Linked DNA regions of Homo sapiens: region 1 is linked to region 2. The links are chromatin loops, found by intact Hi-C in ENCODE. Cell type or tissue: HCT116. All regions are shown on one strand. Links, peaks and the distances in the headings refer to the core of each region. The heading gives the core; the rest is flanking DNA.

The links. Peaks named below come from ENCODE experiments on the same cell type or tissue, not always from the same donor. Only the 100,000 strongest peaks of a DNase experiment are listed, where the experiment ranks them.
Region 1: it touches region 2 in a loop (13-fold over the local background); 96 of 110 quality-filtered maps call a loop at or near these places.

Annotation. Positions count from the first base shown.
Region 1 is chr12:132,611,311-132,618,543 of GRCh38, reverse strand. No RefSeq gene overlaps it. Among named protein-coding and RNA genes, the nearest start is that of P2RX2, 3.8 kb to the left of the region's middle. In HCT116, for the core only: a CTCF peak has its summit at 3,444 (motif pointing right); a DNase peak (open chromatin) is centred at 3,483.
Region 2 is chr12:132,426,441-132,433,673 of GRCh38, reverse strand. LOC105370092 reads left to right here. Exons shown (of 4, transcript XM_047429966.1): 4 at 1-7,233. The coding sequence ends at 370. Among named protein-coding and RNA genes, the nearest start is that of MUC8, 45 kb to the left of the region's middle. RefSeq lists a silencer at 3,066-3,235 and an enhancer at 4,465-4,999. In HCT116, for the core only: a CTCF peak has its summit at 3,973 (motif pointing left); DNase peaks (open chromatin) are centred at 3,143 and 3,822; H3K4me3 peaks cover 904 bases; H3K27ac peaks cover 426 bases.

The DNA.
Region 1 (7,233 bases), core at 2,259-4,758, 190 kb before region 2:
GAGCGCGGAACCGGCGGTCTCGAAGTTGGAGGGTCGGGATTCCCCGGGTGGGAACTTTTTCCGAGCTCGAGGAGAAAGACATGGGAAGTCCCGCCGGCCTCCGCGGCGCCCCCCACCCCGTCCAGGCCGGTTCCTGCCGCGGCTGCCGGGGCTTCGAGCGCAACCTGCACTCCCGCCTTTGCCAGCAGACGCCTCGCTTCCAGCTCCTGCCTCCGCCGCAGCTCCAGCCCTCGAGCTGGAGAGGGATCCACGGCCGATCCGTTTTCTTCTTTGCAAGCCAGAGTTTTCTTTCTTTCTTTCTTTCTTTTTTTTTTTTTTTGGTAACTTTTCGAACCTCCACCCCACCCACATTATTTTGAAGCAAATCCCAAGCATCACAGTTTTTCACAAAATAATTTTAAAATAGTTTATTATGATAAAATCAGCATAGCATGTAATTAACTATTTTAAAGTAAACAATTCAGTGACATTCACAACATTGTGCAACCACCACCGCCTCTGTTTCGTCCCCAAACACTTTCCCCACCCCAAAATAAAACTCCCATCCATTAAGCAGTCACGACCCGTTCCACACTCCTCCCATGCCCTGGCAACCACTGGTCGCTTTTCTGTCTCAGTGAATGGACTTGCCTGTTCTGGATATTTCATATCAAGGAAATGCAATATTTGTTTCTGGGTTAATGCCTTTTCTGTCTGGCTTCATTCACTGAGCATGTTTTCAAGGTTCATCCACATTGTAGCATGTGTCAGGGCATCACCCCTTCTTATGGCCAGGAGAAATGTCTAGGCTATCCAAAGAAGGAATTTAGATTGCTTTCAAACTAACTCTGTGAATAGTGCTGTTATAAACACTGGTGCATAAGTATTTGTTTGAACTGTTAAATTAACTCAATTAACAGGCTGCCTCTGTGCCTTGAGTTTCTAGGTAACAACAAACTGCAACCTAATGTACCACAGAAACAAGCTAAAAGCTTAACCTATGAGTATATTTTGGAACAAATAGCTGGGTCTCAGCCAGTCACAGGCTGCTAACTGATCTGATCATGCCATATAAGGCAAACATTTCAAGCAGTAACAAAATCAAGCTAATTGTGATTTTTTTTTTTTTGTATCTCACTTCTGTGTTCTATCTATAAAAACTTCCTGCCCACATTACAGAGTGGAGCTCTCGAACCTCCCCCATTGGTTCTGAGTGCTGCCCAATTCATGAGTTGTGTTTTGCTCAATTAAACTCTGTTGGCTGGGCACAGTGGCTCATACCTGTAATCCCAGCACTTTGGGAGGCCAACATGGGTGGATCACTTGAGATCAGGGGTTCGAGACCAGCCTGGCCAACATGGCGAAACCTCGTCTCCACTAAAAACACAAAAGTTAGCCAGGTGTTGTGGCATCTGTAATCTCAGCTACTCGGGAGGCTGAGGCAGGAGAATCACTGGAATCTGGGAGGTGGAGGTTGCAGTGAACTGAGATTGCACCACTGCACTCCAGCCTGCATGACAGAGGGAGACTCTGTCACACACACACACACACACACACACACACACACACACACACACAAACTCTTAAATTTAATTTGTCCAAAGTTTTTGTTTTAACAGTTTGGTGTCAGAAGTGGGATCTGAAGTAGACCTCCAGCCACCCCCTAGGAGCACTGAATGCTCAGTAGGGCCTGTGTGCCTGCTGATCTCTCAAAGCATCTAGAGTCATAGGTGAGTTCTCTCTGCTGGATTTGTGCTCTATGACCATGTGTTTTGAGCCCTCTACTTTGAGCAATTCTTTTTTTTTTTGAGATGGAGTCTCACTCTGTTGCCCAGGCTGGAGTGCGGTGGCGTGATCTCAGCTCACTGCAACCTCCGCCTCCCAGATTCAAGCAATTATCCTGTCTCAGCCTCCCAAGTAGCTGGGATTACAGGCACATGCCACCGCGCCCGGCTAATTTTTTTGTATTTTAGTGGAGACGGGGTTTCACTGTGTTGCCTGGGCTGGTCTCAAACTCCTGAGCTCAGGCAATCCACCTGCCTTGGCCTCCCAAAGTGCTGGGATTACAGGCATGAGCCACGGCGCCCGGCCTTGAGCAATTCTTAGACCGGAATGGGTCCAGGATTGAATTGGATCCAAAACTTAACTCTATTGTATCCAGTTAGAGGCCTTGAGTAGGTCCCTTTTGGCTTGGGTTTGTCTGAATCCAAGGAGTCTGCGTGCCGCCTTCTGGGACGTTTGCTAATTATGTGTGTAAGAACTATGGACCCAGAACTTGTGCACATTTTAGAAAAATCGGCTAACCCCAAACTCAAAAAGACCCCTCCAGATTCTTGGAACCGTACACCTTTCGGAGACCTTAAGGTGAAGCTAACCAGGGAAGTTTTCCCCAGAAGCAGACGGGATCCTAAATGTGGACAGCTTTTCCAAGATCATGGGTTGAGACTTCTCTGCCATCATGACAGCCTTAGCCTCCCCCTGGCCCCTTATTTCCTGCTGTCTGAATCTTTTCCTTTTCATTACAGGAAAATCCACAGCACCATAATGTGTGGATGGCGTCAGCTAAGGCTTACGCTCTAGGAAAAACCCAGAGTGGTAGTTGGGTTTGTGGGTTAATGTCAAAAGCCAGGAAACTACATCAATCCCTGTCATTTTTCACGATGACGGTCACTCTGGAACTCCCAGGGGAGAGTGGAGAGCGTCCCCATGTGTCCCAGGGGAGACTGGAGAGTGTCCCCATGTGTCCCAGGGAAGAGTGGAGAGAGTCCTCGTGTGTCCCAGGGAAGACTAGAGAGCGTCCCCGTGTGTCCCGGGGGAGAGTGGACAGCCCATATGTCCCAGGGGAGAGTATCCCCGTGTGTCCCAGGGAAGAGTGGAGAGCGTCCCCGTGTGTCCCGGGAGAGAATGGACAGTGTCCCCGTGTGTCCCAGGGGAGAGTGGACAGTGTCCCCCTGTGTCCCGGGGGAGAGTGGGGAGCGTCCCCATGTGTCCCAGGGAAGAGTGTTCCCGTCCCTGTGTCCCAGGGGAGAGTGGAGAGCATTCCCGTGTCCCAGGGGAGAGTGGGGAGTGTCCCCGTCCCTGTGTCCCTAGGAAGAGTGGACAAACACACTCTCCTTTATGTTCCAGACACCGCTGCTATCACTTTCATATACCCGCTGAAACGGTGTTCTGACCTTTCCAATTAATAATCCAAACACTGCTCATATGTAAAGCGTGCCTGAACGATGCCTTCAGAAGGTAGATGAGGCTCCAGGCATCACATACTCAAGACCTGGGAGTTCTCTCTGTGGGTGGGAGACACGGCATGTGTGATGTCACTGGATTGAGTCCAGTGAGGTCCCTTTCCATTAACTGTGGTTACACACCCTCACAGCACACTGTAAAGGGAAAAGCTTCATACCGGAGCTTTTCCGCTGGACCTGCTTCGGGAGCTGTACTGACATGTGGGTGAAAACGTGTCACTGACTTCTGCTCAGATGCCACCAGGTGGCGCCCTTTTCCAGCCCCCGAGAGCTTCTGCTGGGTCTGTGGAGAATCCGCTGTTGGGCCTCCTCACTGGTTTGAATCTTGCAATTTGGTCCGGCTCAGTCCTGCCTTCCAAGTAGCTTCCCCTGACAGTTCCCACCCAGGATACCTCCCATAATCGGAGGCCAAAGCAGTCAACAACCAAAATTAGCACCAGCCTTGAAATAAATGAAGTTAGTTTTCACTGAAGAAAGTTTCCATTAGAATTCTTGGTGGTGGTGAGGTGCTGGTTGTGTGGAATTCTAACCTAATTAGTAAATTGGGGAACATCTTGGGCTTTGTGGCCAACCCGACCTCCCAGGATTTTTTTTCCCCCCAGAACTCCATGAGTTCACTCCCAGGGATTTAGACGGGTGGAAGTCACGCTCTGAAAGGTGGATTACTAGAAATCACACAGCTTTAGGTCTGTTAAAGGATATCTGCAAAACAACAAACAAACAAACAAAAACCCAGTTAACAACTTTCTTCCTAAAAATTATTTTTTATTGTAATAAAACATTTAACATGAGACCCACCCTTTTAACAACATTTTAATTGAACAATACAGTATTGTTAACTACAGGTGTGATGTTGTATAGCAGACCTGGAACATACTCATTTTGCATAACTGAAACTGAAACTTTATCCCTGTTCAGGAGCAATTCCCTTTTACCCTCTCTGCAGCCTCTGGCAACCACCATTCTACTCTCCACTTCTATGAGTTTGACAACATAATTTTTTTTCATAATTTTTTTTGAGATAGGATCTCACTCTGTTGCCCAGGCTGGAGTGCAGTGGTGCAATCCTAGCTCACTGCAGCCTTGACCTCCGGGCTCAAGTGACCCTCCCACCTCAGCCTCCTGAGTAGTTGGGACCACAGGCACGTGCCACCACGCTAGGCTACTTTTTCCATTTTCTGTAGAGACAGGGTCTCACTGGGTTACCCATCAGCCTGGTCTCGAACTCCTGGGCTCAACTGATCTTGCCTTGGCCTCCAAAAGTTCTGGAATTATAGGCACGAGCCACTGTGCTCAAGTGACAACATAATTCTTTTTTTTTTTTTGAGATAGTATTTGACTCTGTCACCCAGGCTGGAGTGTGGTGGTACGATCTTGGCTCACTGCAACCTCCACCTCCTGGGTTCAAGCGATACTCTTGCCTCAGCCTCCTGAGTAGCTGAGACTCCAGGTGTAAGACACCATGCCTGGCTAATTTTTTATTTATTTTTTGGTAGAGATGGGGTCTCCCTATGTTACCCACGCTGGTCTCGAACTCCTGGGCTCAAGCGATCCTCCCACCTTGCTCTCCCAAAGTGCTGGGATTACAGGTGTGAGCCACTGTGCCCGGTTGACATAATTTTTTTTTTTTGAGACAGAGTTTCTCTCTTGTTGCCCAGGGTGGAGTAAAATGGTGTGATCTCGGCCCACCGCAACCTGCACCTCCCAGGTTCAAGCTATTCTCCTGCCTCAGCCCCCCGAGTAGCTGGGATTACAGGCATGCACCACTATGCCTGGCTAATTTTGTATTTTTAGTAGAGACAGGGTTTCTCCATGTTGGTCAGGCTGGTCTCAAACTCCAGACCTCAGGTGATCCACCCCCTTCGGCCTCCCAAAGTGCTGGGATTACAGGCCTGAGCCACAGCACCCAGCCAGCATGGTCTTTCTTAAAGGCTCTTAAAAGAGGGCTCTTGGCCCCTGCTGGGATTACAGGTTTGAGCCACCCCACCTGACCTGGTTGACATAGTTTTGAATGGTGAAGAGAATAATTGCTTTTCCCCTGCACTCAAGAGTAAGACAAAAGTGTCCTCTCTTGCCACTTCTATTCAATATTATGCTGAAATTCTAGTTATGACAAGTAGGTAATAAATTGAGAAAAACTGCAAAAGAAGAAAGATCATCTCTATATGCAGATGGTATGATATTGTATAAGGGAAACCCTAAGGAATCCACTGGAAACTGTTAGAGCTATTAAGTTCAGAGAGGTTTCAGGATACAACATAAACATACAAAAATCAGTTATATTTTCTTTCTTTTTTTTTTTTTTTGAGACAGGGTCTCACTCTGTCACCTAGACTAGAGTACAATGGTACCATCTTTGCTCACTGCAACCTCCGCTTCCTGGATTCAGGCAATCCTCCCATCTCAGCTTCCTGAGTGGCTGGGAATACAGGCATGCACCACCACACCCAGCTAATTTCTTATTTTTGTATGTTTTGTAGAGACAGGGTTTCCCATGTCTTGAACTCCTGGACTCAAGCAATCCACCCTCCCCAGCCTCCCAAAGTGCTGGAATGACAGGTGTGAGCCGCCACGCCTGGCCAAGTTTAATTATTTTAGATTCTTCAGGCAAGTGGAATCATGTAGCATTTGTGTTTCTGTGCCTGGCCTGTCTCACTGCATACTGCCCTCAAGGGACACCCATGTTGTAGCATATGGCAGCAGTTTCTTCTTTTTTAAGGCTGAACAGTATTATGTTGCCTGGACACACCACACTTTATCCATCATTCATCCATCAACGGGCATTTAGGTTGTTTCCCACTAATCTACTTTCTGTATCTATGGATTTGCCTGTTCTGGACATTTTCTATACACTAACAGATTTATTTTTATTTGTTTAAAGCCTTCTCTCTCAAAAAAGTTTATAACATTTCTGAGATATAAGTCACATATTATACAATTCACCCATTTAAAGTGTACCTTCATTGTTATTAGTATAATTACAAGATTGTGCAAACTCCACCATGATGTAAATTTAGGATACTTTCATCACTCCAAAAAGCTTGCTCCCCTCCCCTCCCCATCCCGCCCTGCCTCCCCTTGCCTCCTGCCCTACACGCTTCCACTGGGTGAGGAAGTGTGTAGTCCCTGAGCTGTCTCTGGGACTCACTTTTGGCCAATAGAATGTGGTTGAGGTGATGTTGTGTGACCTCTGGGTAGGTCAGAAGAAGCCTTGCAGATCCTCCTGGGGCTCTTGCTCTGGGGAAGGTGCTAGCCACCCTGGGGCCGTCATGTTGTGAGGAAGCCTCTGCGAGCCTCATGGGGGCCGCGTGAAGAGGAGAAGAGTTGATGGGCTCCCAGCCCATCAGTCCCTCCAGCTACCAGATGCAGGAGTGAAGGAGCCATCTTGGACACAGCCCTGTTGAGTCTTCAGATAATTGTCGGCAGCCTAGCTGCTACCTGAAAGCTGATGCCTAAGCAACACGTGTGAGAACCGCCCAGCTGAGCACAGTCAAACTACCTGAAAGCTGATGCCTAAGCAACACGTGTGAGAACCGCCCAGCTGAGCACAGTCAACCCACAGACACAGCGACCATCACAAGTCATGTTTTTGGGCTAACTGAGTTTTGGGTGCTTTGTTTTCTGGTGGTCGACAGTGCAGGTGCTGCATTAGACTGGGTACATGTGCTCCTCGTTCCTGTTGCCAGAGGCCAGGGCTCACTCTGAATTCCCACCCTGACTCCCCACATTCACACCCCTCAGCGTCCCCACTGCTCTTCCCTGCCTCTCTCTCTGCTCCTTGTTCCCCCAGCCCTGCCTGACTGAGCCTCCTATCCCCTCTGGCCGGGCATGCATGCTATCGCATGGGTCCTCTTGCTTCCAGCCTCGCCCTGCCCATTACAGAGGCCACCATGCACCCAGGAGCTTCCACATCCTGCCTGTGGTTCTCACCCGAGACCCCTTTAATGGTCTCGGCGTTCAAAAGGGCAGCATGACTGGCACTCGAGCTCCAGGGCTGGCTCCTCCCCGCCCT
Region 2 (7,233 bases), core at 2,932-5,431:
AACCAAGGACAGGCATCCTCGGCTGGCCAGGCGAGGGCGTGTCCTTTCCAGCTCCCCGATCTTACATTCTTTCCCTGCACCCACCATATGCACACATGCACACAGACATCTACTCTGTACACCAAACATGCAGACACGCCAAGATAAGCATGAACATACAGGCACATGTAACCTTGGCAAACACACACACATGCCTACCAGGCACGCCGCAGACCCCGACACCATCACACACAGGCCCTCAAGTCACATGCGGTTATGTTTCCAGCCTCCTGTGCAGACAGGCATACGTGCACAGCCCCACCCGCCTCTGCGTGTCCACGAGCAGACGCGCACCTGTGCGGATCCAGACACGCGTGCACCTTGTGGATAAGCAGACGTGCGTCTCTCTGGACGTGCGTGCTCATGGGCACGTGCGTCTGCATTCAGATCTGTGTACACATCGCACCCTGAGTACCCACAGACACGCGTGAGCTCTCAGGTGTGCACACGCGAAGGCACGGCTCGCGGCTTCTGCGGAGGCCTTTCTGATGGATGGAACAGGTCCTCACTGTTCTGGACAGGAGTGGGAGGGCAAGAGGCCCAGCCTTACACAGTCAGTTAAACGCCGTCGGCAGGGCTCCCCACGGCAGGGGCGGGGGTGGAGGGAAGATGCGGAGGTGGTGCACTGGAAGAAAGGCTCCAAACAGCTGCAGCCCAGTCCCTCTCGGGGCCCCACTTGGCAGCGTCTCCTGCAGGGCCTCTGAGCTGCTGGTTTTGGAAATGCAGCCAATGCTGAGGTCCCTCAGCAGCCCAGCAGCAGGCCAGGAGGGCTACGGAGCTGCCAGGGGCTTCCAGGACAGCTCTGGGAGGGCCAGGGAGCTGCTAGGGGCCTCCAGCAGCAGGCAGGGAGGGCTGCGGAGCCGCCGGGGGCCTCCAGGACAGCTGTGCCCTGTGGTTGGCCTTCTGTCTTTGGGCCTCTGTGCTGGGCATCTTGGAGAAACCAGCTGTGGCTGTGTGTGCTCAGGGCTGGTCAGGGGCCCCACGTCCCACCCCCTCTGGTGCCCCTAATTTTAGGAAAACCCATGAGAAACTACCATCTCTACTGAGCACAGAACGTGCTTTCTAGAAGATTCCAACCCAGGAGTCTCGTTAGGAGGTAGCGGGCCTGCAGCAGGAGGATTTTCTTTCGGTGTAATTTAAAAATTAACTTTTCCATCCCTCTGAGAATCTAGAGTAGCAAGTTCTTGAGGGAACGGGACAGGCAGCGGCCAATGCTCACAGGCCTCTGCTGCACGCTAGTGACGAAACGCAGCGGAACGCGTGCTCCCAGCCTGGGGCCAGGAGTCTGGAGTCAGGCATCGTGGGGCCGAGGCTCCAGGGGAGGATCCTGCCACCCGGTCTGGCCTCTGCTGGCACCCAGGTGCTGGCTGTGGCTGCAGCGCTGCAGTCTCTGCCTCCTTCCCTTGCGTCTCCTCCTTGTCTCTGTTTTCTCTTCTTATAAGGATGCCTGTGTTTGGATTTAGGGTCTACCCTCATCAGCTGGGCCTCATCTTAACCAACTCCACCTGCAAAGGCCCTGTTTCCAGATGAGGCCGCAGCCTGAGGTTCTGGGTGGACACCATTCTACCCAGTACCACGTATGTACATACTCACGGAACCCTCCAACGCTCCTAAGAGAGGGGCCCCTGATGGTCCCCAGTTTACAGGCGTGAAAGTTCCAGGAGGAGGCTGAGCTGCACAGGGTCACTGGGTGCTGGGCACTTGCCCCCGTCGCCAGCTGCTGCCCAGAAACCACCCCCACACTTTGTGACCTGCAGCAACACCAGGGATGATTTTTATCCTGAATCCACAGCTCGGGCAGGTTTGCTGCGGACGGCTTGTTTCTGCTACACTTGGCAGGAGCTGGGGCTGCCCACACGCTGGGGGCCGAGTTCGCCCAACGCTCAGGCACCTGGTGGGTCGTGGTGGCTGTCGGCTGAGCCCTGGCCAGGCTGTGACCAGACACCTGCAGGGGCTCCTCTGTGTGGTCTGGGCTCCCACACAGCCTGGCAGCTGGTTCCATGAGTAAGAGCCCAGAGCCCCCAGCCCAGAGCCCAGAGCCCGGAGCAGGCCAAGTGGGCCGGCTGCAGCCTTCTGCCCTGTGCTCCTCCCCAGCCCGCCATGAAGGCCGTGCATTCAGGCAGCGGGGAGCGGGGCTCCTCTCCACGGGGGGGTTGAGGGGGAAGGCAAAGGTCTGGAAGAACACGCAGGACTGAAAATATTGTTTCGGCCATGTGTGCATTTTTGGCACAATCTACCATATTAGTAGACGCCAGTTCCAAACCTGGAAACTTGAGCCTCTGGACCTAGGTCTCTGGATCCTCAGCACGGACCAAGCCGCATCTGGGGAGCGCCTGCCGGGGAGCCAAGCCCGCAGGAGGGGCAGGTGCTGGCGGGGGCCGTCACTGCAGTCCTCATATGGTTAGGCCGGGGAATGATATTTCCTCTCCACCTCTCTCGGTGGACCCTAAATCCAAGAGAGAAGACATCTTTCTCACGGCAGCCCCATCTCAGGCAGATCCTGTCGTTTGCAGCCTCTGACCTGTGGGAGGAGCCCAGGCCTGCCGGGAGGCGGGTGCACACTCACAGAACGTGCAGCGCAGGTGTGCACTCTAGAGCCCACCTCAGTGCTGAGGTCGACGTCACCCCCGGGCTCTTGGGCCGTGGCCAACGGCAGGTATGTTGCAAATCTGAACAGCATGGTGTTTCTAAATGTGGGACCTTTGCCCCCAAATCCAGACTTCCGGCTTTTCTTTTTTCTATTTTTTTTTTTTTTTGAGACGGAGTGTCGCTCTGTCGCCCAGGCTGGAGTGCAGTGGCGCGATCTCAGCTCACTGTAAGCTCCACCTCCCAGGTTCACGCCATTCTCCTGCCTCAACCTCCTGAGTAGCTGGGACTACAGGCGCCCGCCACTACGCCCGGCTAATTATTTGTATTTTTAGTAGAGACGGGGGTTTCACCGTGTTAGCCAGGATGGTCTCGATCTCCTGACCTCGTGATCCGCCCACCTCGGCCTCCCAAAGTGCTGGGATTACAGGCGTGAGCCGCTGCGCCCGGCCCCAGCTTTTCTTTAAAAGAACAGAAGGTGGAGCAAGGCTGAGTCCACACCCTGCGAGTCAGGAAGTAGCTGCAGCTGTCTGCGGGCCGCCGCCTCGCCCCGCGGGCTCCTGCCTGCTGTGCCACGCCCCTCACTGCTCCCCACCGCGTTGCAGCTGGCGCTCCACCTGCCGCTCACCAGACCAGGGCTGGCAGCCCCTTCCCAGACCTGCCTCTCTGTGATCTCATGTGACCATGGCAGCTGCAGCTGTCTGTGGGCTGCACACCCGGGCACGGTGGCAAGCTCCCGGGATGGGGGATGATGAGCAACCCTCAGATGGCCCCACAGTGTGCCAGGTATCGCCCTTACACACCTGTAAGGGCGTCACCTCATTTCATTCTCATGACAGCTCTCTGGGGGGGGGCATCATCACTATCACCTTACAGATAAGGAAGCTCAGGCACCAAGAGGTTAGATAACTTGCTCCAGGTCACATAGGGACGATGAGCGTTGCAGGTGTGTGCAGGTGTGCATAGGTGTGTTCCAGTGTGTGCAGGTATGCCCATGTGTGTGCAGGTGTGCTCCAGTGTGTGCAGGTGTGCTCAGGTGTGCGCAGAGGTTCCCAGGTGTGTGCAGGTGTGCCCAGGTGTGTGCCGATGTGCCTAGGTGTCTGCAGGTGTGCTCAGGTGTGTTGAGTGCCAGGCACGAGGAGCCGAGGCCCTTCCACATGTCTTACCCCAGGCTCCAGCGGCCCAGTTCCAGGGTGGGAGGTCTGCCAAGGCCTCATGGCCGCCTGCTCAGGATGGGGGAGGGCACCTTCCCCTTCTTGGCCATCTGCCCAGTCCTCTCGGGGTTGGGGGCTGTGCTGGAGGGGGCGGGCAAGGACGTGCCTACGCTGTCATCTGGTGGCTGCCTCCCAGGAACTAGGGAATTCCAGGTTCCTGTCCAGAGTCCACCCGCAGGCTCCTGACACCAGTGGCTCCCCCAGGCCCAGAGGACGCAGGCTGCTGAGGGGCTGCAGCCCATCAGGGTCCCTGCCTGAGCCCCGCTGTCAGGCAGGCATCCCACAGGAGCACCCTGGGCTCTGCTGCCTTCCCGCGGTTTCCTGTTGTGGGCAGGGCCACAGGGGCTGTTGGGGAAATTCAAGGCCTGGGACCTGGGAACTTCCAGCCTGGGGAGGGAGACGGGCGAGGGCCAGGAGCGGGTTTCAGGAAGTGACCAGTGCCCTGGGAGAGGGAGAGTGGCCGCAGGTGGCTGCTTCCCACAGGCCCCATGGAAAGGACATCTGAGCTGAGGCCTGAGGATGGGAGAACCCTCATGTGTGAAAATGGGGAAGTGGGCGGGAGGTGGGGAGGTGGGCAAGTCGGCAAGTCACAGGGCGTGGGGTAGGAGCTTGAGCGTCACCGTCGGGAAGAGGCCGTGTGGTCAGGGAGGGAGGAGGGTGGCTGCCGTTGGCAGCTGTCAGATGGGACTCGCAGGCAGGTTTCGGACAGGTTTCCTTTCCCAGGCCATCTGCGAGAACAGAGACGAGGGCTTGGATCAGTTTCTGTCTGAGTTGGCGCCTTCCCAGGCTGGCTGTTGGCTCTGCTCCCTTCTGGGACCTGTTGGGATGAGCAGATCAGGGAGTATTTTGAGCCGAAAGGTACGTGGGGAAACTGGGACTGACAGCGAATTCCCTGTCTGCGTTTGCCCACATGAGTTTTTCTTTGTGCTCTTGTGCTCTCAGGAATTCAGCCTCTGAATCCCTCCTGGGCCTGGGGTGGAGCAGGGTGAACACATACGGAAGCGTAAACACAGCGGGCCGACTTCAGCCTGCAGCTCAGCCCTGCGGTCTCCTGGGCAACGCGCTGCGTGGGGACATTGTCTCTCACCTGAAAAGCTGCTTACGGGCCCCCACCTCGTCGTGGGTTTAAAGCGGATTAATGGGAGGGTTGGTGGTTCTGGGGCTGGCAGGGCTTCCCAGCAGGGGCAGCCCCTTCATGTGGTGGCGAGCTTGGTAGTGACAACAGGCAGGCCGCTGTGCCCCGGGTGGGTGGCTGGAGCTGGGCGTGGGGTGTCTCCCCGTGAGGACTGTCTGCCCTGCCCGCTGCTCACAAGCCTTCTGCGTTTCCCACCACGCTCTCCTCACCTTCTACTGGGAGGAAGGTCCCAGGGCACGGGAGGGACCCTGTCTAGAGTGGAGCTGGGCTGCCCCATCTCAGGTCATGGGTCACGGCTGCCCCATCTCAGGTGACGGCAGCCCCCTTCAGGTGAAGGCCAAGGCGCGGCTCTTCTCCTCCCAGCCTGAAGCAGATCCTGTTGTCTGCAAGTACCCAGCATCCGATGGCTTCTCACGGCCTCCACCCCGGCCACCTGGTCCGAGACACTGCTGTCTCCGGCCTGGACTGGTGCAGTAGCCAGCAGCTGCTGCTCTCGCCCTCTATGGGGCAGCCTCACACGGCCCGTGGTGCCCCTGCTGGTGCTCAGTCCTTGTGCGCTCCCTCCCTTGAGCATGTGCGGGACCTGTGGTTTATCTCAAATGAATAGAAAATGGCAAAAGCAATGGGGTGTCACTTCCAAATCTGGTCGCGGAAAGACCCTGGTCTATCTTGCTCATCCCTCTCACCCTCTCCCACGGTCTGGTGAAACCAGTGGCTGTGCCGAGAGCTGCCATGGGGCAAGAGACTGAGGGCGGCTTCCAGCTAAACGCCAGTGAGGAGCTGAGGCCCTGAAGAACTGAATCCCGCCCAGAACTACATGCCTGAGCTCGGAGCCATTTCTTCCCCATGGGAGATGAGACCCCTGCCCAGCTGAGTCCGGATTGCAGCCTGTGAGACCCTGAGCCTGCGGATCCAGCCAAGCCATACCTGATCCTTGATCTAAGGAAAATGGGAGCTGATAAGTGTGTGCTGTTTTCAGCTGCCAAGTGTGGGACCCTTTGTGATGCTGGAGTCAGTAGATGCCGCAGGCTCACCCCGCCCTCTCCTCCCAGCCAGCATGATTATGTCAAGACCAGATCAGCTCACAGCACTTCCCTGCTCATGGCTCCTAGTGTCTCAACAGCCCCAGGCCCTGCCCCATTTGTCACCTCCCAGCCACCCACCCCAGGCCCTGCACTGTTCGTCACCCCCTGGCCACTGCCTGCTCCCCAGGCCTGCCCTGTTCATCACCCCCCCAACAGGCCTTGAACCATTCATCACCCCCCGGCCACCAGCCCCAGGCCCCGCCCCGTTCGTCACCCCCCCCCGCCACCCACCCCAGGCCCCGCCCCGTTCATCACCCCCCCACCGGCCACCCGCCCCAGGCCCTGCTCCGTTCGTCACCCCCCGGCCACCCGCCCCAGGCCCCGCCCCGTTCGTCACCCCCTGGCCACCGCCTGCTCTTTCCTTGCTTCCTGGCCTTGAGCCACATGGGGCAGTTTCCTGAACATTCCCACTGTGTTTGCACAGGAGGTTCCCTCTGCCTGAGATGCTGCTCCCTCACGCCTTCCAACATCAGCTTCTCAGTGAGCCCCTCCCTGATCTCTCTGCTTAGCCTCAGATTCCTCCCGTGTCCCTGCCGCTCCTGCTTATTTGTCTCTGCAGGATTCATCAGCATCGGGCCCTTCCAGCTGTCAACCTACCCCCGCTGCCACTGGGACGCACACTCCACAAAAGCAGGGTTCTCCTGTGTCTTCTCTCTCCCCTGCAGCACCCCCAGGGCCTAGAGCAGTGTCTGACACACGGTGGAGTCTCAGCAAACATTTGTTCAAGGAGTAAACCGCAGGAGTGGAGGGCAAATCCAAGCGTGAGCCTGAGCCTGCGTTGCTGCGGGAATGTGAGCAGGTGCCCCGGTCCACCCCGGCAGAGGCCTCCCCCGCCCAGCGCGTTTCGCCACATCTCCTCTGGCCAACTGAGTCCTCGCAGAAAGGTGTGTCAAACAGATCATTCCTCCACCTGCATCCCTGAGTGAGGACAAACAGCAGGTCCCCTGAGGACGTGTGAGAGCAGTTGCCTGAGTGAGAGATACGCCTTCGCCATTGAAGGCACTGAGTCTGGGGACTGTTTGTTAGAGCAGCAGAACCAAGCAATCCTGACAGCGCAGAAACCAGCTCCAAGAAATGAGGTGCTGCCGCAGCCACAGGGCACCTGGAGCACGTGTCCTGCTCACGTGGAGGACAGAGAGAAGGCGGGGCAGAGGCCGGAGCACACTCGGTGTGG